Linked DNA regions of Mus musculus: all the other regions are linked to region 2. Evidence: chromatin loops called from intact Hi-C (ENCODE). Cell type or tissue: heart. All regions are shown on one strand.

Region 1 (8,000 bases), 180 kb before region 2:
TAAGTACTTTTTAGAAAGATTAAAGACAGTTGCTAAAAAGATTTTTATTTATTTATTTATTTATTTATTTATTTTTGTCACCAATTGGCTCTCTGGATATTAGAAAAAAGATTAAAGAGTAAAAAAAAAAAAGATTCGAGCTGCTGGAGAGCTACTTAACAAAAGAAACTGATTATCGGGACAAGATCTTTTGCATAAACTCAAAGCCACTATTACCTTCTCTGATGAGACACATTTATACTTAAGAAAACAAACAAGGTCAGGACCTTATAGCACCACGTGACATGGTGAGCCCCTCCCCAAGAATCATCAAACACTGCCTGTTAATGGCTGTGTGGCCCAATACCAGATCTTACTTCTGGCACACACTCCAGTATAGTTTAAGAATCCCACAGCCAAAAATTCTGCTACCCTGTTGTCTAGTAACAGAAGTGCTAGTCCATGACGGTCCGGCAATAAAAGGTGAAAACAAGTAAGCAGGAACTGCAGCAGTTACTAGAACTCAAATAATTTGGGTCCAAGCCAGGCAAGCAGGTCTGAGCAATCTGACCCAGGCTCTCAGGTGGGAAAAGGAAAGTCCACCACCAAATGCACAGATAGTCACGATGCTTTTACTACCACACATGTCCACAGTATGCTCTATAGAGAAAAAGGGCTTCTCACCACTGAGGAAAAGGAAATGTAAAAACCATGGCCCTCCTACAGGTTATTTGGCTTCCCTTACAAATTGCTGCCCTCCACTCCTGGACTTCTGACCTAGCTGCCACACAAAAGGGCCTAAGACCAATGGAGCCTGTTGATATTCTGATGATATACCAGGACCCCTTCCTGCCTGAGACTCCATGACAAAGAAGAAATGCACAACTCAAACCCACAGGTTGATGGAGGAAACCACAGCAAAAGACCATTCTCACAAAAACAACTGGCAGGACTGTCGGTAACTAACCTCCACCGAGCAACCCATGTGGGATCCTGCACAGACCAAGGTATGTTATACTGGACAGCCTGGCACGGGATGTCTCAGCCAGATGCCAGGTTTGTGCTCAAATGAATCAAAATCAAAGAGCCCTTACCCAGAAAAGGGTCCAAATGAGGGAACAAATCCCAAAGAGCCCTGGGAAAACTGACTTAACCAAGTTCTGGACTGACCGGGGAGGATAAAAGTACTTGCTAGTTTTTATACATACCTTTTCCAGGTGGGTAAAAATGTCCCCCACCTGCACTAAAACTACTCACATAGCACCTTAAAAAACTCTCCCAGGAACTGGTCCCCTGATTTGGCCTCCCCCAGAAATGGGATCCAGCAATGACCCGGCCAAAATCTCTCAACTAATAGCTAAAGCTTTAGACACAGATTGAAACTTCATTCTGCATATAGACCTCAGTGTTCTGGCCAGGTAAAAAGAATAAACAGGACACTAAAAACCAAAAAAACAAAACAAAACAAAAAAACAAAACGAAAAACCTGTAACAAAACTCTCATTAGAGTCTACCAAAGAATGGACAGGCCTCCTTCCTTTGCTTTAGTCAGCTGCACCCCGTGTAGTGGGGGATGTACTCCACTATGAGATTTTGTTCATAAACCATTCTACATTCTTTTACACGCTCAGAGACTGCAGGTGGCAGAACTCTCCCAACCGTTCTTTCTCAATCACTGCAGGCACTCCAGTCCTCCATAAAGACTACTGGACTACCTGAGAGAAACAGCCGACCTCCGTATCCACCAGCAGTTTGCCCTTGTTGCAGTCCAATGATACTGAGTCAAGTGAACAGCCAAAGGGACACTGGAACTAACCTGGGTGAACCCTAAGAGGTGGCCGTGAAGGTAGCTGGTATTACATCATGGATCCACCACACCCAGACCAAAATCTGGATGCCACAACTGCTGCCAAATGACTGTCTCTTGAGTGTGGACCCATTAAAATTAAAGTTTCATCTGTTCTCCATTCCCTTCCTCTCCTTGCCCCTCCACCTTTACCCAAGTCTTATGTTTGATACGAATATAAGAGTCATGGTCCAACCCCAACTCAGGTCCAACCCCTTAGGCTTAGTTCCCCAACCTGGGAACTAAGACAGATACAGGGAAGGTATTACCTAATGTACCTACAGACCAGCAACTAATATTCATTTTGACCTTTGCTCGCTGATGCCCACTTTAAATGCATAGTTGTATTATAGAAAGGAAAGATATGGAGGTTTGTCTTTTGACATAGGGACATAAGAGTTTATAATTCTATGCATGCCCTGCAGCTGAGCCCCCTAGTTGCCAAAAAGAAGGGAGTTTCCATTAAAAGGGGGAGGGAGAGGTTCTAAAACTGGGGCTTTCAGAAAACTTCCTTTAAAGAGATTCTGGCCCTGGGGAAATAGGAAAAAGTGTAGAGCGGGATTCTATGCCACAGGAAGGATCCCCTGGGACAGAGTTAAACATTTGCAGGCAGCATTCAGTCAAGACTGTTGGTTATGCTCACACACCGGATCCCTGTCACACTACATGTGGATAGGAACTAGCCAGACTAACAGCTCATTGGCTGACAAAATTCAATGGTGACTAGGGCCAGCCCATATTAATGTTCTACTCTATAGATGAATTCATCTGGATAACGATCATACCGAGCTCCGAGAGTACTTTGTGGGCATGTACTAATGGATTGACTAGATGTGCCTCTTCTGACGCTTTCCAAACTAAGTATAAGATCAGGACCAAATGGTATTAAAAGTTTGCTTCTCAATTAAAACAAGTTAGATTCCCTTATAAAAATGAACCTACAAAATTGAGAAGATTTACTTCTCACAAGATAATAGAAAATATGTCTTGCTTTGGGGAAAAAAAAAAAGCCTGTTGTTTCTTTGCTAATTGATCAGGAGTAATTTAAAATACCTTCCCATGTTTAGGGAAACAATTGATACTAGTCTCTGTACTCTTGGTCCCCTAGCTAACTAACCTGCTTTCAGCACTGACTGAAAATTTTCAGTCTGATTGGATTAACAGTGGGGCCCTGCATCTTAAACTAAAATTGAATGAATCCATTATTTGACTCATTCACTAAGGCCAGTGGGGAATGTAACACACAGCCCCAGACCTTAGCACAACTGATTCCATGATGGCAGTATCATTCAGGCTGTAAACTCAGTATGGACAGCGCCACCTACCACCATAAAAGCAAAGGCCTAATCCATCGATGTCCGTAGTTACAGGATGTCTTCATTAACTAACCTGGTTCATGGCTTCTCTAGTTCCACTTCTGACTGACTGTTCTTCTTAACTGAAGTTTGTCAATCCAGAACATGGTTTTTGTGCTTAAAAGCTCCTTTTGCAAAAGGCTCAGGGATAAACTGGGATGGGCGCACCTTAACTGGGAGCTGAACTAACTTTGAGTAGAAAGCTACCATGTGGTGTCCTGCCATCTTGGATAGTATGTCTCTATCATGTTACAACAATACAGAATTTGAGCTACAGAGGCAGCAAAAGTCCAATAAAAAGCCTAACAATTTATGCTCCAACAACAAAAAACTGATGAGAAAAGGTAATCGTGAGTGAAAGATGATCAAGGCAAGAATGAATATTAAATACTGTAACATCCTCTGACTTAAATTTTTGAATACAACTATGCAGTAGTGGTCCATACCTTTAATCCTAACCCTAGGGAAGGAAAGGCAAGTGGATTTCTGTGAGTTCCAGGCCATCCTAGTCCACACTGAGAAATTCTTGTTTCAAAAAAAGCAAAGCAAATCAATCAACCCACAACAATAACACACACACAAACCTACCAAACAAACAAACAAACAAACAAAAGATGTCTGGGAAAGAATAAAGAGACAGAACATGAGAATAAACTAAGGGGGGAAAAAAACAAACTACACAATTAACACATAATCAATGTTGACACATGAAACCAGGAAACCCAGTGTGTCTGGCCTTACTAAAACACGTGACTGGACTACTGTGAACCATCTACATGAATGTGTTAATAGCACAGACTTTACACCGGCGCAGAGTTAACTGCAGACAGATCCTACACCCGAATGTCAAGTGCCAAGTGCAGAACTTCTAGAAGATGCTAGATGAACTAGGGCTCTGCCTGTTAGCAAATCTACCTTCCCTTGCAATAATAAAAGCAGCAGAGGCACTGGCTGCACGGTGACGTCAACAAGGATGTTTTCACACAAAGGCGCCGTTCCCCATTCTTTGCGCAGGCGCAGGCAGCTGATCGAAGTCATTCAGGGATCTGCTCTTGCCTGGGAGGTGCAGGGACCCCACGGAACTCACGGGACCTCACGGGGGCACCGACTCGCTGCCGGTTCGCGAACCCCGGAACGAACGCCATGCGGGCTCCCGCGACTCCTCCCCGTATGGGGATGGCGGCCCCTCTCACCATGGCGCAGATTCCGAGCTCTCCCCACTCTCTTTTCAGCTCCCGCCAGTGGGTAGCAGTGTACCACGCAATACCAGGAGCCCCTTTCTCAGCACTGTATCCTAGCCTCCAGCATGGCAGACCGGAAGTGCCCTCCCCATTCTAAGTGACGGTCCTTCTGGAGGTCCTGATTGGATGGTGAGAGCTGAGTGACAGGAGCAGCTACCTTAGCGACACAATTCTCTTAAGTCTAACAGCCCAGTGGTTCACATGACCCCATCACAAGGATCATCTATGAAAGCCCTTTCTAAACTGACCTTCTAGATGGAGCTGGAGAGATGGCCCAGCAATTTAGAGCACTGGCTGCTCTCTCAAAGAACCCAGGTTTGATTTCCACACCCACAGAGATTCTCACGGCCATTTTTAACTCCAATGCCAGGTGATCTGATGTCCTTTTCTGGTCTCCAAAGACACCAAATGCACAGGTGGTGCACAGACATACATGCAGGTAAAACACCCTTATTGACAAAATGAATAATAATTTTCAAAAATCATAGCCACATTAAAAAAAAGAAAGGAGGGAAAGAAGAAGGGAAGAAAGGAGGAAAGGAAAGAAGGAAGGAGGGAAGGAGAGGGGGAGGGAGGGAGGGAGGGGGGAGGGAGGAAAGTATGTGATGTGCTCCAGCTTCCATCTTAAGCACAGAGTTTTCCCAGACCTGCAGAGACTTGCATTGCAGTAGAACTTGTCCCTTGCATTTTTTCCTGCACTCAGTAGGCACTTCTCCTTGTAGGCATAGGATCTCTAGGATACAATACAAGGATTATTAAACAATGTGCAGTGGAGTGATCCACATGCCTCACAGCTAAGGATGCCTAGCCCACCTAGATCAAATTTAATATCGGATATAAAATTTGCTATTCATCAGGCATCAGCAACTTCACTAAGGCACACCTAGGATTGATCACACCTCTCTCCCCTGCATATTGGTAGCCAAGACATTATTAACGTTTCCCCAGCTTTCTGTTGTAACAGAGGCTTATCATGCCAGCATTTGGGAGGTGAAAACAAGACATCAAAAGTTTAAACCCAATCTACGGAGAGTCTCAGGACAGTCAAAGAAACACACACACACACACACACACACACACAAAAGCAGCTTGGTCTATGACACCAAATACCAACAATTAGCCACTCCTGCCCCCAAAATGGAGTGACCAGTGTAAGGACCTGGGGTGAGAAGACAGGGATAGAAGGGTTAAGCTCAATATGTCTAGCATAACCTGATGGCTCATGTTAAGCACATTTATTAACATATACAGCTCTGATAAACTATTTATACATGAAGAACTAGACAGCAGAAAATTTAATTTAGCAATGTTGGCCTCCCTTCCAAGATGACCGTGCCAGGGTCCTTATCTTCACGTTCCAGCACACTAAGCATCTCACAACTTCAAAGCATAAGCTTATGTTTATTTACACCATTTTACTTGTGAACATGATGATAGCTATGACGATCGCCACCAAAAAAAACTTTATATTGACCCTTGCTCTTTTTGAGAATACAGTGAGTGGAATGCTCAAAGTTTTCAGCTGGTCTTTAACACTACAGGGTAAACCAAGGCAGGCAGTGAGGTTGCTGTTGGCAATTGGGATTAGTACTGAGAACAGCTGACAGCTTAGCACCAAGGGCTGACAGGGTTCTGGTCACTATCTGGACTGATGCTGGCTGCTGCCTATGGCAGGCAGAGATTAGAGAAATTACTCAGCTGACTTTCTCTGAGAGAGCAAAGCTTGAGTCACTGCAGCTGGCACACCCTGTGGCCGGCAAATTACTCTGAACTCTTTTAACTAATTAGGGACCAGTAGAAAGTAAAGAGAGAGAAAGTCATACACACACACACACACACACACACACACACACACACACACTGAGTGGATGTAGCAAAAGTCAGACTCCAATAACTTTCATACATATAAATACATGCATATAGACATACAGACAGACAGACATAGTCACCCAATGAATGGATGAAGCAAAGCTCCAGCAAGCAGGCTCCAAGCATTTCACACAAATATACACATATACATACAGTTGGTGGATGGAGCAAGTTCCAACACACACCCACACAAGTTTTACACATATACATACTGTTGGGGTGCAGGAATTGCCTCACAAACCACACAGACACTAATTTCAGTCAGACCAGGACAGGTCTTTTTTTTTTTTCTTGGTTTTTTTTCGAGACAGGGTCTCTCTGTGCAGCCCAGGCTGTCTTGGAACTCACTCTGTAGACGAGGTTGGCCTCGAACTCAGAAACCCGCAGCCTCTGCCTCCCGAGTGCTGGGATTAGAGGCGTGGCCACCTCGCCCGGCTCAGGACAGGTGACTGAGAATGTGCTCCAGGGCCATGGTCCAGATTTGGGGGCTGAACAATGACCCTGAGTTAAGATCCTACAGGGTGTTCAAGCCCAAAATCTACAAATATTTATGCCAAGTTATTTCACCAATCAGAATTTAGGGATAAGAGAGTTCCTTAGCAACTTGTCTTTGTTGTGTATCTATCCTGCTCCCATTGGTTGGGATATTCAACTGTAGTGGGGGAATTGCCTTATCTAATATTCATGTGTTAACTTGTCTACCAGGATGGGACTTGTCTAACACTTATGTCTTAACTTGCAAACCAGGGGCAGTTTATAAAGGCAAACACAAGAAAAGCTTATACACAATTGCAAGAAGTGCTTCTGGGTGATCGTGCCGGCTCCAAGCTTATTGTGGGTAACTCTACAAAACAGTTGTATTGACTTTTAATGTGATTGGTTTCCAAGGGCAAAAATATAACAAAATATGGAATCAATCTTGGCAGCAAAAAGTTTCCTAGTAACATAAGAAACACATGAGAAAGTTTCCTTATAATGATAGGCTACCCAGGTAACAGCTGCCTAGGTCTTGACATTTTACCCAGGCTTTAACACATACATATACATTTGATGGATGGACAAAGTTCCAACAAGTTTATTGTTTCTCTCATAGCTTATATATACCAGCAAATTTTTTCAAGCAGTATAAAGTGACAATGTAATCGCATTCTATTTTCCTTCTAGTGAGTAGTGACTATTAAAAAAAAACCAATATGTTCCCTAATACCTGTAAAAGATATAACATCATATAATACAAGTAAAGAAAACAAATTATTCCCAAGAACCCACGTACATTCTTAACTAAGCAGCATGTTATAGATTAACAAAATGTGGGCAAGCAAGGGAGCTTTCTCAGCAAGTTTCTCAGATTGACAGGCAGCAATTTGTGGTTACAAAGAAAAGATTCATTATTTTATTATTTATCTTTAAAAGTAATCTTATAAGAATCTCAAAAGAATGACGAATCTAAACTTTTATATAAAAAGTCAGTCATCGCTACTTTAAATCGTCAGAATACACATCTACTCATCAGCAATTTTGATTAAACCATATCAGGAAGCTGAGGGCAAAAGTGGGCATAGGAAATCCATTATCACCAGTTCAGCCTCAGTGAGAGTCAAGTCAGCCAGTGCTGTTAATGTTGTTGTTCCCTAACCTTAAAAATTCCCTTCCTTAAGTAATAAGTATGTGCCTTTCTGAGTCTCAAATTGCTCCCTAAGATTTTCTACA
Region 2 (8,000 bases):
TTACTTGTGAACATGAAGATAGCCAGTAAGATCATGGCCAAGAATTCTATAGAGACCCATGCTCCTTGAGAGTGCATTGAGTGGGATGCTATTGGATGGCATGTTTAAGCTGCCCAAAAAGAAAAGTTGGGTAAAACGATCTTGCATTAGTTTTGGCTTTCTGACATTGTGGCAGAATTTTAGAAACCCCATTGCACCTGGCATTTACCCTGGAGTGATGATGGCCTCTAAGCCTTGAAATAATCTCTTATAAGTAATCAGTGATTTTCATCTCAAATTTATGGGGATGTCAGACCCTTAGTGTAGCTGGCCTCTTTGTTCCCAGAATAATGATTCTGAGAATTAATTACTTATAGAGAAATGCCTCGGCCATAAGCTTTAGCTCATCCCCCAACTAGCTCATAACTTATATGACCTACTCTATCTCTTCCACATGGCTGGCTAATTACCTCTCCTAACTATCTTCCAACATCCCCACATCTCTCTCTCTCCTCTCTCTCTCTCTCTCTTTCTCTCTCTCTCCATATCTAACCTTCTAATCCTGCCTCAGCTTACTGGACATCAGCATTTTATTGACAGGTGGTATTTCCACATATTTCACAAGAGATTTTCTCTACATCTTCCCTTTTTAGTCCAATAAAAGGCTCTTTGTCTAACATCAATAAACTAAATATAATAAGAACAATTATGAAAACTATCAGGTAAAAATTATGTTTATATCCTAGTCCACATGCATTTGGCAACCTTGGAAAAAGTTCTCTACTATCTATCCTATCTTGGTGAGTTACAGTTCTGTACCTAAATCATGTGCTATCATAACTTTTTCTTACCAACTTAAAATATCTTATTACACCTTAAAACATTTTCTTAAATCCTAAACGTCTTAAGCTTAATTGTGAGATTATAACTATGTAGTCTTCTACCCCATCAGAGACCTGGGAAGGATAAACACTAACTGAGTAAACAGGAAGTGCTGAGCAAGCAGCTTCCAAAACTACAGAGATGACAGAGGCTCCTGGCTACATGGACAGTCACCCAAGATACTTCTGGAATGTTGGAACATCATCTTCATTCTTCTGGCCTAAAATATCTGATAGACTTTTCTATGAAGCAGGAATTATTATGGACTGCTTACCTTGTTCTGGCAAAGCTGGCAGTCAACTTCCCTCATTCTCATCTGTCCAGCCTGGACAGCATGCTGTCATTAGTTGAAGCAAGGGCAATTTCTTGCTCAATAGCTAGCTTGCCCCCTTTTAAAGAAAACTCTATTTGGTGGATCTTTGATGCTTATCATCTTTGAAGTAGAATGGGGTGCTGCCAGGAGCTGACCTGTCTCATTGTCAGAAATGCCTTTTATTAATAGAACATCTTTAAATGCTGTATTCTGTGGATCTCTGAAGTTTTTGAAGACTGTCTATCTCTAGTATATTTGAATGGCAAACATTGCTTGTTTCTAGCTATGTACTATCTGTTCAACCTAGAAAACATTTCTGTAATTAATTAAGCTAGCCTCAAACATGATCAGTAAGTTTGATTGACTGACTTTTTTTTTTTGGTTTTTCAAGACAAGGTCTCTCTGTATAGCCTTGACTGTCCTGGAACTCACTTTGTAGACCAGGCTAGCCTCAAATTCAGAAATCCACCTGCCTCCCAAGTGCTGGGATTAAAGACATGTGCCACCATGCCTGGCTCTAACTTACATTTCTTAACTATGCTAAACAATTTGTAAAGCAATTTTCAAAAGGACTAGAACTTAACGTTGCATTTTTAATAATTACTAAGGTACAATATCTTAAACAAGAGTTGAAACATGTATGTTGTAATAAAATATAACCTTACCCTATCAATATACAAAGAATATTGTAAATTACTTGGCTTATTAATGTTCTTTGGTCTAAAAGTAGATACAATAATCTACCCTTTAACTTAATTATTCCTATAGCCCCCCTTTTTCCTTATCCCTTTTTCCACTTTTGCCTAACTCTAAATAGGAGAGAAAGAATGATAAAGGAAAGAAAAAGAAATAGAAAAAGAAATCCTTGAAACCAACCTCCCGTACTTTGTTTCTTCTCTTACCAAGACCATTAACAATTTGTAACCAACCCCATTCAAATGATGACAAATATCCATCACCCTACAAACAAAAACCATCTACCCGGCCATCTTTCCCATCACACAGACCCAGTGTGTCTATGTGATGGGAAACTGCAGTGCTTACATGAAGTCCTAATTGAAACAGTCTATAAACCTGTACCAACTGGACTCAGCAGTTTTGAGCTGTGCTGGAAGCAAGTTTTGCTGAAACAGCTATTGAGGTAGTCTGAGGTTATATAAAGCTGGATGCTGGGATAAATATGTCTCAAGATCTAAGCACCTTTCTCAGCATCCTCACATGTGAATGTTGTCACAGCCACTAGAACTTCACTGGTGTCTGTAAGCATGTAATGTTTCATAAGCAATAATCCATTCTGCATTAACATAGGTATGGAATGTGGGGTGTGAACAATCAGCTAAAGAGGATTCTCTGCTCTCTGTTTGAGCAGGTAAGTTATCTTTAAATATCTTTTGTAACTTAGTTTGGATTGTATAACCAAACTGCAGTAAATTCTTATCCATGCCATTTGGATAAGTCTCGCGGATTCTGTAGTCAATGAGACTTATTGGCTACGATGAGTTGAGGTTCTAACTGGAGACATTTCCATGTCTCAGCCAATCTCAGAGCTGTTCCCATACAGAGAGACCAGCATATACTTTGCCCATTCTGTGCTTCTTTCTTCCTTCCTTCCTTCCTTCTTTCTTTCCTTCCTTCCTTCCTTCCTTCCTTCCTTCCTTCCTTCTTTCTTTCCTTCCTTCCTTCCTTCTTTCTTTCCTTCCTTCCTTTCTTCCTGTCGGCAGCCAAAAATCTTCAGGGGGTCTCCCATAGACAGATATGATATTTATTAATTTGGATGAAATCCACAGCTTTTCTTCCCCTGTTGAGACACAGACAAACCTCTTCCCCAATGTAACATATTTTCTTCCTTTCATTCTGTGCTAAGTGCATCCTTACATAAACAGGCTGATTTAGCTCAGCAGTTTTTCTCAAAAATGCAGTGTCTCTCAGCAGCTGTTTATTCATTACCATTCAAAAAACTTAAAGTTAATAAAGAACTATGTAATCTAGCTCAGTGGGGTCTTTGTTATCCCTTTTTGTTTGTTAACCATCTTGTTTAAAGTACAATTAGATCTATAACTACTTGTCATATAGGATTGTGTGGAATATCTGGAATATGTTTTATATCATAATATTTAAAAATCACTTCATTTTACTAGAGAAATATGCCGCAGCATTGTCAGTCTTGATTTGCGTCAGTATTCCCATAACAGCCAGAACATCCAATAAATGTGTAAACCAGAATCATTCTTTTCAGAACTCAAGGCAGAAGCCCCTTGGAATTCTGAACATATATCAACTTATATCAACACATGTACATTTTTGTTTTCAAATTGTACAAAGTGAAATATACGATCTACTGTATGACATAGCTTTAAGGTAGCAGCAGTAAGAATCTGGATTCTTAATTCAACATAATAAATTTAATAATAGGCTGCCATTCTGCAATTTTGTCACCAGGTGGCACCACAGGCATTATATTTGATTCCTCTGAAGCCCCTTTACTCTGAATCAAAGGATTTTCCATTTTCTTTTCTATCACCTCCAATCTTGCATTTGATTTTCCTTCTTTTCCTTATCTAAGTCTCCTTTCTTCTGATTACTCTTAAAATGATATATAAAATTGTGATCGTAACTGAAAAAATAACTATTTGTATGTTGACAGCCAAACAAAACTATAGGGGGTCCAAATGTTCTCTTCTATAGAATTTTTCATTTTTTAACATGGAAAACACTTCTCCTTAATACCTATAATTTTCTCCTCTCTTTGGAGACTTCACTTTAGTTCTTTTTCTCTCCTTCCTTAGGAGACTGCAATTTATTTCTTTTTCTCCTTTCTCTGGAGAGCTGATCTTCTATGTTTATTTATTTCTCTCTTAACACTTTCTAAACTTAATATATTTCTGTATTAATTTTATATAAATACTTTCCTCTGTGTGATTTCTTTTAATATTATATAATTCTTGCTTTAAGAGCATTTTATTTACAATAAAATAATCCATGCAACAAAAACAAACAAAAAACCGTTCATTTTATTAATTTCTTTCTTTCTTTTTTGTTTTGTTTTGTTTTGTTTTGTTTTGTTTTTTGAGACAGGGTTTCAGCCCTGGCTGTCCTGGAACTCACACTGTAGACCAGGCTAGCCTCAAACTCAGAAATCTGCCTGCCTCTGCCTCCCAAGTGCTGGGATTAAAGGCATGCGCCACCACCTTATTTTAAGGCTTTAAACTGAAGGGGTCTATGTTATAAAGGATGTGATAAGGCAAGATAAACGACTTTCTGTACTTTCCCAGGATGGGTTAACTTATGCCTTAAGAATGAAGGAAAACTGAATTGGGGGAGTACAATTTCTGAAGGTTAGCTTGAGCCCTGGTATTTCTAATTAGGCAACACTCTTATGCTGGTAAGTGTAGCAATGGTGAGAGCATTAAGACACAGGACATTTGGTATAACATGTGTGTCAGCATCCAGCACTCGTCAATGAACATTTTATACAAGGCAAGCTCATACAGTCTCTTGTTAATAGCATTTCCTCTTCCTGAGAAGTGCCCACTCTATTTCAACATCACTGTAGCTAACTGTCCTTTTAGTAAAATAAATCGAAATGCCAACCTGTCTCAGTGTGCTAACACTGTGAAGAGAAAACATGACCACAGAGTCTCTTCTAAAGGAAAGCATTTATTAGGGGCTTGTTTGCAGTTTCAAAGATGCAGTCCATTGTCATCATGGTGGGAGCATGGTGGCATGCAGGCAGACATGGTCTTGGAAAAGTATTTGAATTCTACATCTGGATAGCAGATAGCAAGAAAAGAGAAAGCCACTGGGTCTGGTTTGGATCCTGAAACCTCAAAGCCTACCTCCAGTGACAATTTTCTTCCAACAAGACCGTCCCTACTCCGAGGAGGCCACCCTTCCTAATCCCACTCAATCAGAGAGTCACTCTCTGATGACCAATTATTCAATCATAAGGGCGCATGAGGGCCACTCTCACTCAAACCACCAAAGTAACACCTTTTAAATTTCATTTTTTTGTGTATAGATCACTACTCTGGTTTCTATTTGCTTCTATTTTTGAAGGATTCCCAGTAATTAAGAATTTGACTTGATGTTTCTCAAATAGTTGTTAATTTATTTGAGAGAAATACATCATGTATCCCAGGCTTGCCTGGCCCTATGTCAACTGAGAATTGAATTTAAAACCCAAATCTGCCTCTACCACAGTAGTGCTGGGAATACAGGTATGCAGGTCCGAAAAGAAAAGAGAGGCAAGGGGATTCATGGCTTAATAGAGCCCAGCCTTTTATTGGGTGTTGCAAATGTAGAGGGAACTATGCCCTGATCATGACTTCTGCATTTGCAAACAGAGGGGAGGTGCCCAGAAGGATGTTAAAAGGTTTCCAATTTTTGTCTACACTTGAAGTTACCAGTGAACAGTTAGCTAATAAACTTCAGGTGATTGATAAATGATCTGATTAGTGTTCAATTGGGATGCACAGACCACAGCAACCAAAAATATAGTTAAAAAGTGAATTTCCTTTTAGCAACCAAATTATGTAGTTACACTAGTTCAAGGAGAACAGAAGAGCTGGGCAAATTTTTGTGGCCCTGCCTAACTGGTTGGTTTTTTGGGTTTTTTTGTTTTTGTTTTTGTTTTTTGATATTTGTTTTCTGGATGAGAATGGGATAAAAAGTATGAGTTAATCCTCTGTTTGCCTCCAATATAAATTGTTATTCTCTTGAGAACATGGAACCATAAAGCCTGATACCATGTTTTAAAATTTATTTTTGAGATTATAATTACTTCATTTGGTCTTTCGCTTTCATCTCTCCTGACCCTCTATATAACCTCTTTGCTTTCAAATCCATGGCCTCCCTTTGCTTTGTTTCTCCTACTTGAATTTGACCTAAGGTTATCTACAGGACTTTCCAGTTCTGAGGTAAAGAGATAGCTGTACTACAACACTGAGTGTGTAATGACTGTGCATACTAGAGACCTTATACCTAGGAGGAGAAACATAAAGTGCTCTGGGAGACTGAAAGCATTTCTACTTAAATGCAAATTTCCAGTATAGTGACCCTGTGTGCTTGTTGGGTGGAGGACAGACCTGGGAAAAAGTTTGTGTGGTATAAGTCCTTTGATCTCTGATCATAGTGTAGGGGAGTTGTTATTCCAGGGAGGCCTATATAGGTGAGTGGCCCTTGCCAAAGAGGGTCTCTGGAGCAAGTTTTGCCGCGGGAGAACCAGTGAGTAACAGCATGGTGCTTCTTTCCAGGGTTCTCACCCAGATCCAACACGTGAGTCTGTGTCCACTGTGCTGCTATGTATCAAAGCATCTGAGCATATTGCTTTCCCAGGAATACATAGTGACGAGGAGGTGGATCAGGCAGATTGCAGCTCATGTGCAGTAGCCAACGTGGCAAGAAGCAGGTGGTGGCTGTATCTTTTCTTCTTTGGCTGCTGTCTGACTTCAACCTTATTTATCTGGGTAGTCTACTGCTGCACAGGAAATGAAAGAGGAAGAAGAAAGAGGCACTGCCCTAAGGAGAAAAGAGCTCCTGTTCTGTGTCATTAAATCCTTTCCACAAAGAACGGGTTCACTACATAGGAAAATTTAAAAGATTTGAATTCCTTGATCCAAAAACAAGTTTAACAGTATTTAATAAAAAGACTAATATTTGATTTTTAAAAAAGAAAACAAATTTCTTTGTCTTTTTTTTTTTAACGTTTTCTTCAAAGATATTAAGATGTTGCTATTATGTCCTATTTTGGAATAAGAAACTGCAATGGGGAGGGCACACCTGTCTGTTTAGTATTAGTTGATTCCATAATCCTGAGACATGCCTCAAGTACAAAAAATAATACTTATAGCATCTATTTCATTAGTACGGTTAGGGTGCCTGGGAGGTACAAGGACCTCAGGGGGAACAAACGGAATCACACCAGATGCTGAGTCTTGCCTCTGGTTCCCACATCCCAGGATGAACCCTACACAGGGTCCTCTAGCTCCTTCCCACGTGGGGATGGCAGCCCTGCTCCCCATGGCTCAGATTCCCAGCTTACCTGGCTCTCCTCACAGGTTCCAGCAGTGGGTCACAGGGCAGCACACAAGCCCCTTCTTCAAACACAGACAAGCCTGCAGCATAGCGAACTAGAAGTACCCTCCCCATTCTGACAAGTGAGTCCATCTTGAGACCCTGATTAGTATTAGCTGAATCCATAATCCTGACACAAATCTCTAGTACAAAAAAGTATTATTCCATCTACTTCATTGGTATAGTTCAAAGTAAGTCCCCTGATTCATAGGGATGGTTCCTTTGCCAAGATATTGATTTGTCCCCATTAGAATGTTAGACCTATACCCAGGCCAGAAATTCTGTTCTCTTGTTCATGGAGCTTTTTCTATTGACAAGATTTCATTACTACCTTACCCCTTCATAAAGTCCCTAAAAGCACTTAGCTCAGAGATCACAGCTCTGAAGACACTTTTGGCATCTTTGAACTCCGGTAAGGATGAACTTGTTAATAGTTCTAGTGACATTCCAGCCCTTAATTGGTAAGAAACATGTTCCTTTCCTTTGAGGTCTTTTTTTTTTCCTAAGCTGCCTAGCCAAAGAACAGGAAGTCTCCTGTTTTCAAACCCAGCCCCTCTGAAGAGGCAACCTTACCAGGATTGAGGCAACAGCGTATCTTGCTTCCTCCAGCTGTATTTGGGGAAGGTATTGAGGCAACCAACCAAAGATCATCTTTAAAAATTCCAAATGACAGGTCTACAGAGGAAAGCCAGTCCTTGACTGGTGTTGTGAAAGAATTAAAATGTCCAAAGTCCATCAGTCTTTCTTCATAGGC
Region 3 (8,000 bases), 540 kb after region 2:
AAGTTGGCACTGTAGAAGCTGTCTTGGAGACGGAGCAGCAGGCAGGGACACACGACAGGAGCTGTGGGATGAGAATCCCAGAGAGGCAGAACTTGGGGAGAAGTGAGTCGTTCATGAAATTGCCTTGCACAGGTGGAGATATGGTCTCCCTAATAAACAATAAGCAACTCCTGCCTCTGTGTCCCATAACACTCTAGATACTGGTGTGTCCCTCTCTGCAGAGAGTCCTAGAATATGTGTACATATATACACATGTATATATAAATATATACACATATAGATACATATATATACATATGCATATATGCACATGTATATAGGCACATATATAGAGACACACATATACATACACACATACATATCTACATACATGTACACACACCCGCGCACACACACACATGTGCCACCTTTAAAGAGAGAGAGAGAGAATACTGAGCCAGACACAGTGGCTCTCACCTTTAATCCAGGACTTGAGAGGCAGAGGCAGACAGATCTCTGTGACTTTGAGGGCAGCCTGGTCTACAGAGCAAGTTCTATGAGAGCCAGGGCTACACAGAACAAACAAACAAAAAAGGGAGAAAGAATGCTTTGAGCCCGATGTGACTGTACAACCCATGATCGCAATACTAGGAGACTGAAGAGGAAAGACTGTGATTCAAGGCCAGCCAGGGTTCCCACTTCCAAAACTGTATAAGCCTCCATCACTGCCTGGAGGGATTTTCCTCCAATAAGGTCAGAATGTCAGCAAGGGTGCCCCAGATAAAGTAGTCCCCATTCCACACAAGAGAATCTGGGGCCCAGAGCCCACTGAGCCCCTGCTGGAACCTTGAGGACACCTTGGGAATGAGCTCAGCCTGAGCTAACATCTGCAGGGCTGCAGCCTGGCACTTGGCCACAGCAGGAGAGGACCCAGAGGCCCAGGGCACCAAGGGGCCTCCAGGCAGCCATGAGTGTTCACTTTCTTCCCTAGGGGCTGCAGAGACAAAAGCCAAGCTTCACCCTGGCTGCTATGGGGAAACCAGAGAAGGGTGAGGGTGGCAGACAGGTTCCCGGCGGGGAGGGGCCGACCAGGCCTCCCATCTGCTGCCCAGGCTGGTCCAGCACCAGGGACCCACCCCTCCCTACTCTGTTGCTGCCCCTTCTTCGAAGCCCCACCAAAATACACCCACATTCCAAGCTAAGTGTCTCTTGCCAAGGGTGGGTAGGCTGCAAGATTTTGAAATAATTCAGCTTTTTAAGTAGGTGAGTGTTTTTTCCACAGAGGGTTTCCCTGTATAGTAGCCCTGGCTATCCTGAAACTCACTCTGTAGACCAGGCTGGCCTAGAACTCGGAGATCCAGCTGCCTCTGCTAGGATTAAAGGCTTTAGCTATCACAGCTGGCCTGATTAAGCTTTCAAAAACTATTTTTCCTTAACTTAAAAATTGCATTTATAGGGACTGCAGAGACGGCTCAGCAGTTAAGTGCACTGGTTGCTCTTCCAGAATCCTGAGTTCAACTCCCAGCAGCCACAGGGTGGCTCACAACCATCTGTAATGGGACCCGATAACCTTTTCTGGTGTGTCTGAAGACAGCTACCGTGTAAATAAATCTTTTTTTTTTAAAGAGTTTTTTTAAAGTTGCATTTAGGTGTGTACATGCACACATGCATGGAGGCAGAGGTCAGAGGACAACCTTGTGGGGTCATTTTTCTCCCTCCACCATGTGGGCTCTGAGAATCAAACTCAGGAGAGATGGCTTAGCAGTTAGATCAATGGCTGCTATCACAGAGGACCAGAGTTCAGCTGCAAGTACCCTTCCCTGCTGAGCCATCTTGATTTTTTTTTGTTTGTTTGTTTTGTTTTTCGAGACAGGGTTTCTCTGTGTAGCCTTGGCTGTCCTGGAACTCACTCTGTAGGCCAGGCTGGCCTTAAACTCAGAAATTTGCCTGCCTCTGCCTCTCAAGTGCTGGGATTAAAAGCGTGCGCCACCACACCTGGCCCCGCTGAGCCATTTTGCCAGCCCATTCTTCAGCATGTGCAATGACTTGGTTTCCAACTAGTCTAGCTTTACTGTCTAGGAAAGCAACAGTTCTCTCTCTCTCTCTCTCTCTCTCTCTCTCTCTCTCTCTCTCTCTCATGCTCTCCCTTGCTCTCTCTGGCTCTCTGGATCTCTTGCTTCCTCCCCCCCCTCCCAGCCCTTCCCTCCCCATTCCCCCTGCAGGTCACACCCATTGATACCTATCTCCATCTTCTAATGGAGACAGGCATATCGCTTCCCTGCTGTGTGGCTTTGAGGAGCTTCTACCACCTCTCTGAGCCATCCTTCCTCTCTCAAATGCACATAAGTTCATTCCTTGAAGAATCATAGTGAGCAAAAGACCAGGGCTCACAGAGCAGAGCACTTGGGAATCCCTCAGGAATCACTAAATTCGGACGACGATGAAAATGAAAACGGGGGCAGGAAGAGTTTGGGGGTATCTCGGTGACACCTTGCCAGCATGTGCAAAGGAGGAAGGGTTGCCCCAGTAACCACTGAGACCCTGAGTGGGGGGTGGGTGAGCAGAACTGAACCATGAGTGGGACTCAGTGAACCTACGTGGGCAATCAGCATTTGATCCAGAAAACTGAACCAGGGACCTGCTGGAGCAGCTGACCTGCTGGAGTAGCTGACCTGCTGCAGCAGCTGGGGGAACAGCGGATAGGGGATCAGGTGGAGCCTAAAGGACTGGTGGGTTCTGAGCCACAGCAGGGAGGACTGAGCAGTCCTCCAAGCCTGAAGACTCACCTCTGTTTTCTTGAATCGTGCCCGGAGGGTCTTCATCACACCTGCTAGGGGCTCTCGTCTTGTTTCTGGACAAGGCGTGGGTCGGGTGAGGGACAGGATGCTGGGGTGGTCAGCCACACTGTCCTCACAACACAGCCTGGGCAAATCTGCTGTGTGTCCAAGTTCAGGCTACTTGCACCCTCTGAAGGAACTGTCCTCAACTGTAAACAGAGATAATTCCTCCTTGTCCAGGCAGTCCCCTGAAGTGGGGCTGAGCGTGCATCACAACCAGCAGCACTAGTTCAGCAGCTCACACAGGCTGCAACCTGGAGTTTGTGCAATCATTGATGCCATAAACTCCCCACCACACAAACACTCTTCTCTGTGAAATTTCTATTCACAAAATCGCCTCTCTCCCACACAGAACTATCTACCTCCCCAAACGGAGCTTCCAAGTTCTCCCAAGCTGGGTCTCCTCCTGTACCTCTAACCTGGGTTCATATGTAATGGAGCTACAGGGGGAGACACACTGGAAAGTCAGTGTTTTGCAAGAAAGTCTGGTCAAAACTGTCACTATTTAGGGCAGTTCCACCCACCCATCCATCTACCCATCCACCCACCCATCCATCCATCCATCCACCCACCCATCTACCCACCCACCCATCCACCCACCCATCTACCCACTCACCCATCCACCCACCCACCTACCCACTCACCCATCCACCCACCCATCCACCCACCCATCTACCCACTCACCCATCCACCCACCCATCTACCCATCCATCCATCCATTCACTGATCCCACCTCCTCTACTAATCAGGTTCACTTTCACCCCACACCTACCACCAAGGGTGGGTGACAAAACACCCAAAAGAGTTGTCCACATGCTACCAGTCTGAAGGAAATCGCCACGGCAAGGTGGCAGGGAAGGCCTGTGGATTTAAGGGTTTGCCTTCTGAAGAGGTGACACAGCACAGGTGACGCTGCGCACTGGGCCTGGGCCTTGGCTCCCGCGTGGGATGTGTGCACCTGTCACAAGTGTGCAGATGCGTGTGTTCATACTGTTGCAGGTAGCACCCCTCACCAGCACCCAGACTTCCCTGGCCTCCCTCACCCACATCCCCCTACCTCAGGCGACTCCAGACCGGAACCCAGCGTCCAAGCAGCCTCTCTGGTTACCCGCTCCAGCTGCGAGCCACCAGCAGCAGAGTAGAGGTGACACCCGATCAGGTTGGGGTGGGGGAGCGGGGGACGGATGAGCCAAGGGAGGAGACAAGCTGCTGTTAGCCAGCTTGCTCAGATGGGCAGCCCCAAGGACGGCCTCTCCCACCTCCTTGTGTGCTCCTGCCTCCTCGAAGCCTTTCTTGGGGTCTCCACGGGGATCAGGAGGCTTCGGTTGTTATATGCTGCCATTGACCCATCACATGGCTCCTGTGTCTGTTGATTACCAACAGGCAGAATGGTCAGATAGTGCCTCCCATCTCTAGATGGCCACGGAAGCAGGGCTCTTCACCTCTCTCCTTGCATCTCTGGGCACCTCTGGGTAACACGTGGAACTCGCCCAGTTCTGTGGACCTAACCCTATGCTCTGTGATATTCCGGGAGGTGCACTCCAGAAACTAACCCAGGAAATGTTGGCAGGGGGCCCAGAGGTCTTTCCTCTGCCCAAGAACCCCAGTTTTCCATTCATTCTCTCCTGTAGCCAGAGTCAGGCAGACCCTGGATGACAGTCACAAAGGTTAGGGTATCATGTAGCCTAGCGTGGCTTCGAACTTTCTGTCCCCTCCTGCCAGTGCTATAAGCACTCCGGGCAGGGCTCTACACACTGAGAACTGTGGATTTTTGTTTTGCTTTGTTTGGTTTCATTTCTGGGTTTTGCTGATGTTGTCTCTTTTGAAACAGGGAGTTGGTCTGGGACTCGCAATCCCCCTGCCTCGACTCCTGTGAGTGGCCTCATCACTTTTCTGGCTCTGGTCGCGGATCCCAGGACTGGGGAATCCACTAAGTCAGAGAGGTAGTCTCGGCCAGCACTGAAGACTAAGCTTGCTGCATCAGGAGGGCGCATGCGCTCTGGAAAGAATGCTGTTTTTCACCTCCACGTACCCACCCCACCCTCAGGCACGTATCTAGGGAAGGCGGCTACTCTTTCCCGACCGTCCCTTCACCACTTCCGGCGGAAGCGGCCTCAACAAGGGAAACTTTATTGTTCCCGTGCGGCAGCGCCGGCGACGATGTCGGTGAATTATGCAGCAGGGTTGTCGCCTTACGCGGATAAGGGCAAGTGCGGGCTGCCCGAGGTGAGAGCTGCAGTGTTCGAGTCACCGAATGACCCCAGACGGGGAGCGGCCGGGCGAAGCGGGGCATTGTGGGAACAGCATGAAACATAGAGTCTAGACAATGGGAGGGACTTCCCTGGAAGGAGGGGGCGGGAAGTGACACCCACTGCTCAGGCTGGGTGACACGGAGGAACCTGGGTCAGGGAAGGAGTGAGGGGCTAATGGGAACGAGACCAAATCGTCAGGTCAGGGAGTGGACGTCTTAATTGTCAGGGAAAACCTGGAGCTGTGGGAAGATCTGCAGGGCCGGAAGCTGGCACCCTTTCCTGGGGGCATCCCTGTACCCCACTCTGTACTCCTCCCTGAATCTGGGCCAGATGGATCCTGAGTGTGGGGCTGTCAGTCTTTGTTGTTTCTGAAGGGGTGTAGTAGGGTGGAGGGTTCTCTCTTTGTAGCCCAGGCTGGCCCCGAACTCACAGGAATCTTCCTGCCTCTGCCTCCCGAGTACTGGTGTTAAAGGCCTGCGACACCATGCCCTGCCTGCCTCATGTTAACGGAGCCCCTAGACAAGTAGAGCTGCATCTTGATTTAGGGGAGAGAGGTGGGTTATCTAAAGTCCAGGATGGGGGATGACGTCAGTGGGGAGGTCACGTGGGCCACAACCAGACCAGGACAAAGGAGTGGCTGCCTGCAGGAACAGCACTCTGGGAAGAGGGCTCGGCATGTGCAAAGGCCCTGGGGTAGGACACAGCGATGTGTTAAGAGTGTGGCTGGAACTGAGGGATGTTGAGAAGGGGCAGACAGAGCATTGACCCACAGGAGGCCTGCCACTTGGGAGGTCACGTGTTGCCTCCTCCTGCCCTCTGACCCTACAGATCTTCGACCCACCAGAGGAGCTGGAACGCAAGGTGTGGGAGCTGGCCCGGCTAATGTGGCAGTCCTCCAGCGTGGTTTTCCACACGGGCGCCGGCATCAGCACCGCCTCTGGCATCCCCGACTTCAGGTCGGTGAACAATGAGGGGAAACTGAGGCAGGGCTCTTGCTGATACACCTCTAGGGACTAAGGTGAGGTGGCAGAAGGACCTTTCAGTTTTCCTATGTCTCTGAAAGGCCCAGCAAAAACTCCACTTGCCCAAGGATCAGAGCATGCCCACATAATGTAGTAGCTGCAAGGCATGCTGGGAAATGTATTCATGCAGCTCGGCCAGCCACTGGGTTTTCTAGGGTCAGAATGACTCAATGTTGTGGAGTGACTAGCTCACCCATAACCTTCGGTGGCAGCCTATGACCACTGTAAAGCATTCTGGGAACCCGCAGCCGGTCTTAACCAGTACTCAGCCCCAGCTCCACTAGCTCCCCTGCCTTTGTTTACCCCCAGACCCTCAGCCCCTCCGCCTCTTTCATGAAGACGTCCCATGCTCTTTAGAATTCTTGCCTACCCGGCAGTCATTGTCTCCACCACAGGATACAGAACCACCCTAAGAACGGGGCTGGGGCCAGCATGGGCTGACTTCAGCATTAACAGGAAGAGCCCACAGCCTGGAAAATGAATGTTTGACCTCTGTGCCTGTCCTCCTCTGCTTGCTATCCTCAGAGGCCCCCATGGCGTGTGGACCATGGAGGAACGCGGCCTGGCCCCCAAGTTTGACACCACCTTCGAGAATGCTCGGCCCTCGAAGACCCACATGGCCCTGGTTCAGCTAGAACGCATGGGCTTCCTCAGCTTCCTGGTCAGCCAGAACGTAGACGGGCTGCACGTGCGCTCGGGCTTCCCCAGGTCCGATGAGTCGGCCGGGGGGCTGGGGCTCAATTGCATCTCTTCCTCCTTATTGGACCAGGGTGCCCTAGCTCAGGGGCATTTATTAGGGATGCAAAGAGGGGGAAGGCTCGGAGCCCAAAGCCGGGCAGTACTTGGTCAAATTGGGGGGATGTAGGCAGGGTTCCACCCCTCACTGGGGTGGGGTGGGGAGGTTGGCAGGGGCTTTAGGGCCAACTGACTGTTGCGGCAGAGGGCGAGTACATGACAGAATTTCTCCATGTCTTGGCTACCCTGGGACTTGCCCTGTAGATCAGGCTCACAGAGATCCACTTGCCTCTGCCTCCCAATGGAGGGATTAAAGGGGTGTGCCGCGGCTAGCCAACAGGTTTTTTGTAGTGGGGAGGAGGTATTTGTGAGTTTGTGAAGACACCGTCAGACAGCTATGCATGCAACAGTTCCTCAGAATGGGACAGGCTGGGACATCCTCCAGGAAAGAGAAGTGGACGCCCCTTGTGAGTGAGCCCCCTAGGAAGGCTTTCTGGAGGAGGAGGCAGACTGAGCAGCTGGTCCAAGCCCCAGGATCTGGGAAGGGTCCTTACTGGCATCTTCTTCTGCAGGGACAAGCTGGCAGAGCTGCACGGAAACATGTTTGTAGAGGAATGTCCCAAGTGTAAGACGTGAGTGTTGCCCGTGTAACACAAGACCCTGCTCCTCCCCTAAGCCAGCTCAGGGTCCTAGCATGGCCTAGAGAAGGCCAGAGACAGTCAGATGAAAACAGACCAACAAAGGCTCGTAGACAAATGGGGCAAACCCTTTCTTCACAGCCCCCCAAGGGAGAAGCTGGTCATGCCCTTGGCAATGAGGGGTTCTCCCTGCCCTGCCTTTGCTATGGCTCTGGGCTGGGTGTCAACATGGCTTGCACACCAGAGCCTCGGGGTGTTGAGCAGGACTGTGCCTCCTGAGCTTTGGCCCCTGACTCCCTCTTAGGGGTTCTTTATTCAGACAGGACTTCATTAAAGTTGCCCAGGTTATCCTGAAATTTGGCATCCTCCTGCCTCAGCTTCCTGCGTGCTGAGCTCACAGGTGCGAGCCATCATGTTTCCCTTAGCCTCCTCCCTCCCGCACCCTCCCTTGTGTGGATGCCAGCGGCTGACACTGGCTCAGCCCCCTCTGCTTGTGTTTTGAGGCAGACTTGCTCTCAGAACCTGTACCTCTTTGGT

The links. Peaks named below come from ENCODE experiments on the same cell type or tissue, not always from the same donor. Only the 100,000 strongest peaks of a DNase experiment are listed, where the experiment ranks them.
Region 1: it touches region 2 in a loop (2.2-fold over the local background); 2 of 42 quality-filtered maps call a loop at or near these places.
Region 3: a loop joins it to region 2, with 4 times the contacts of the local background. A loop is called at or near these places in 13 of 42 quality-filtered maps.

Annotation. Positions count from the first base shown.
Region 1 is chr10:82,350,755-82,358,754 of GRCm38, reverse strand. Gm4924 reads right to left here and starts at 4,230. Exons shown (of 4, transcript XM_017314182.1): 1 at 4,096-4,230. The coding sequence starts at 4,218. In heart, no CTCF peak of the experiment used is centred here; DNase peaks (open chromatin) are centred at 4,224 and 4,504; H3K4me3 peaks cover 1,332 bases; H3K27ac peaks cover 1,161 bases.
Region 2 is chr10:82,166,629-82,174,628 of GRCm38, reverse strand. No RefSeq gene overlaps it. Among named protein-coding and RNA genes, the nearest start is that of Gm40720, 7.5 kb to the left of the region's middle. In heart, a CTCF peak has its summit at 3,608 (motif pointing right); no DNase peak of the experiment used is centred here.
Region 3 is chr10:81,624,514-81,632,513 of GRCm38, reverse strand. It overlaps Sirt6 (sirtuin 6), which reads left to right and starts at 4,948. Exons shown (of 8, transcript NM_181586.4): 1 at 4,948-5,042; 2 at 5,897-6,024; 3 at 6,616-6,798; 4 at 7,398-7,457. The coding sequence starts at 4,977. It also overlaps a transcript of Ankrd24 not described here. In heart, no CTCF peak of the experiment used is centred here; DNase peaks (open chromatin) are centred at 3,863, 4,863 and 5,826; H3K4me3 peaks cover 2,062 bases; H3K27ac peaks cover 2,549 bases.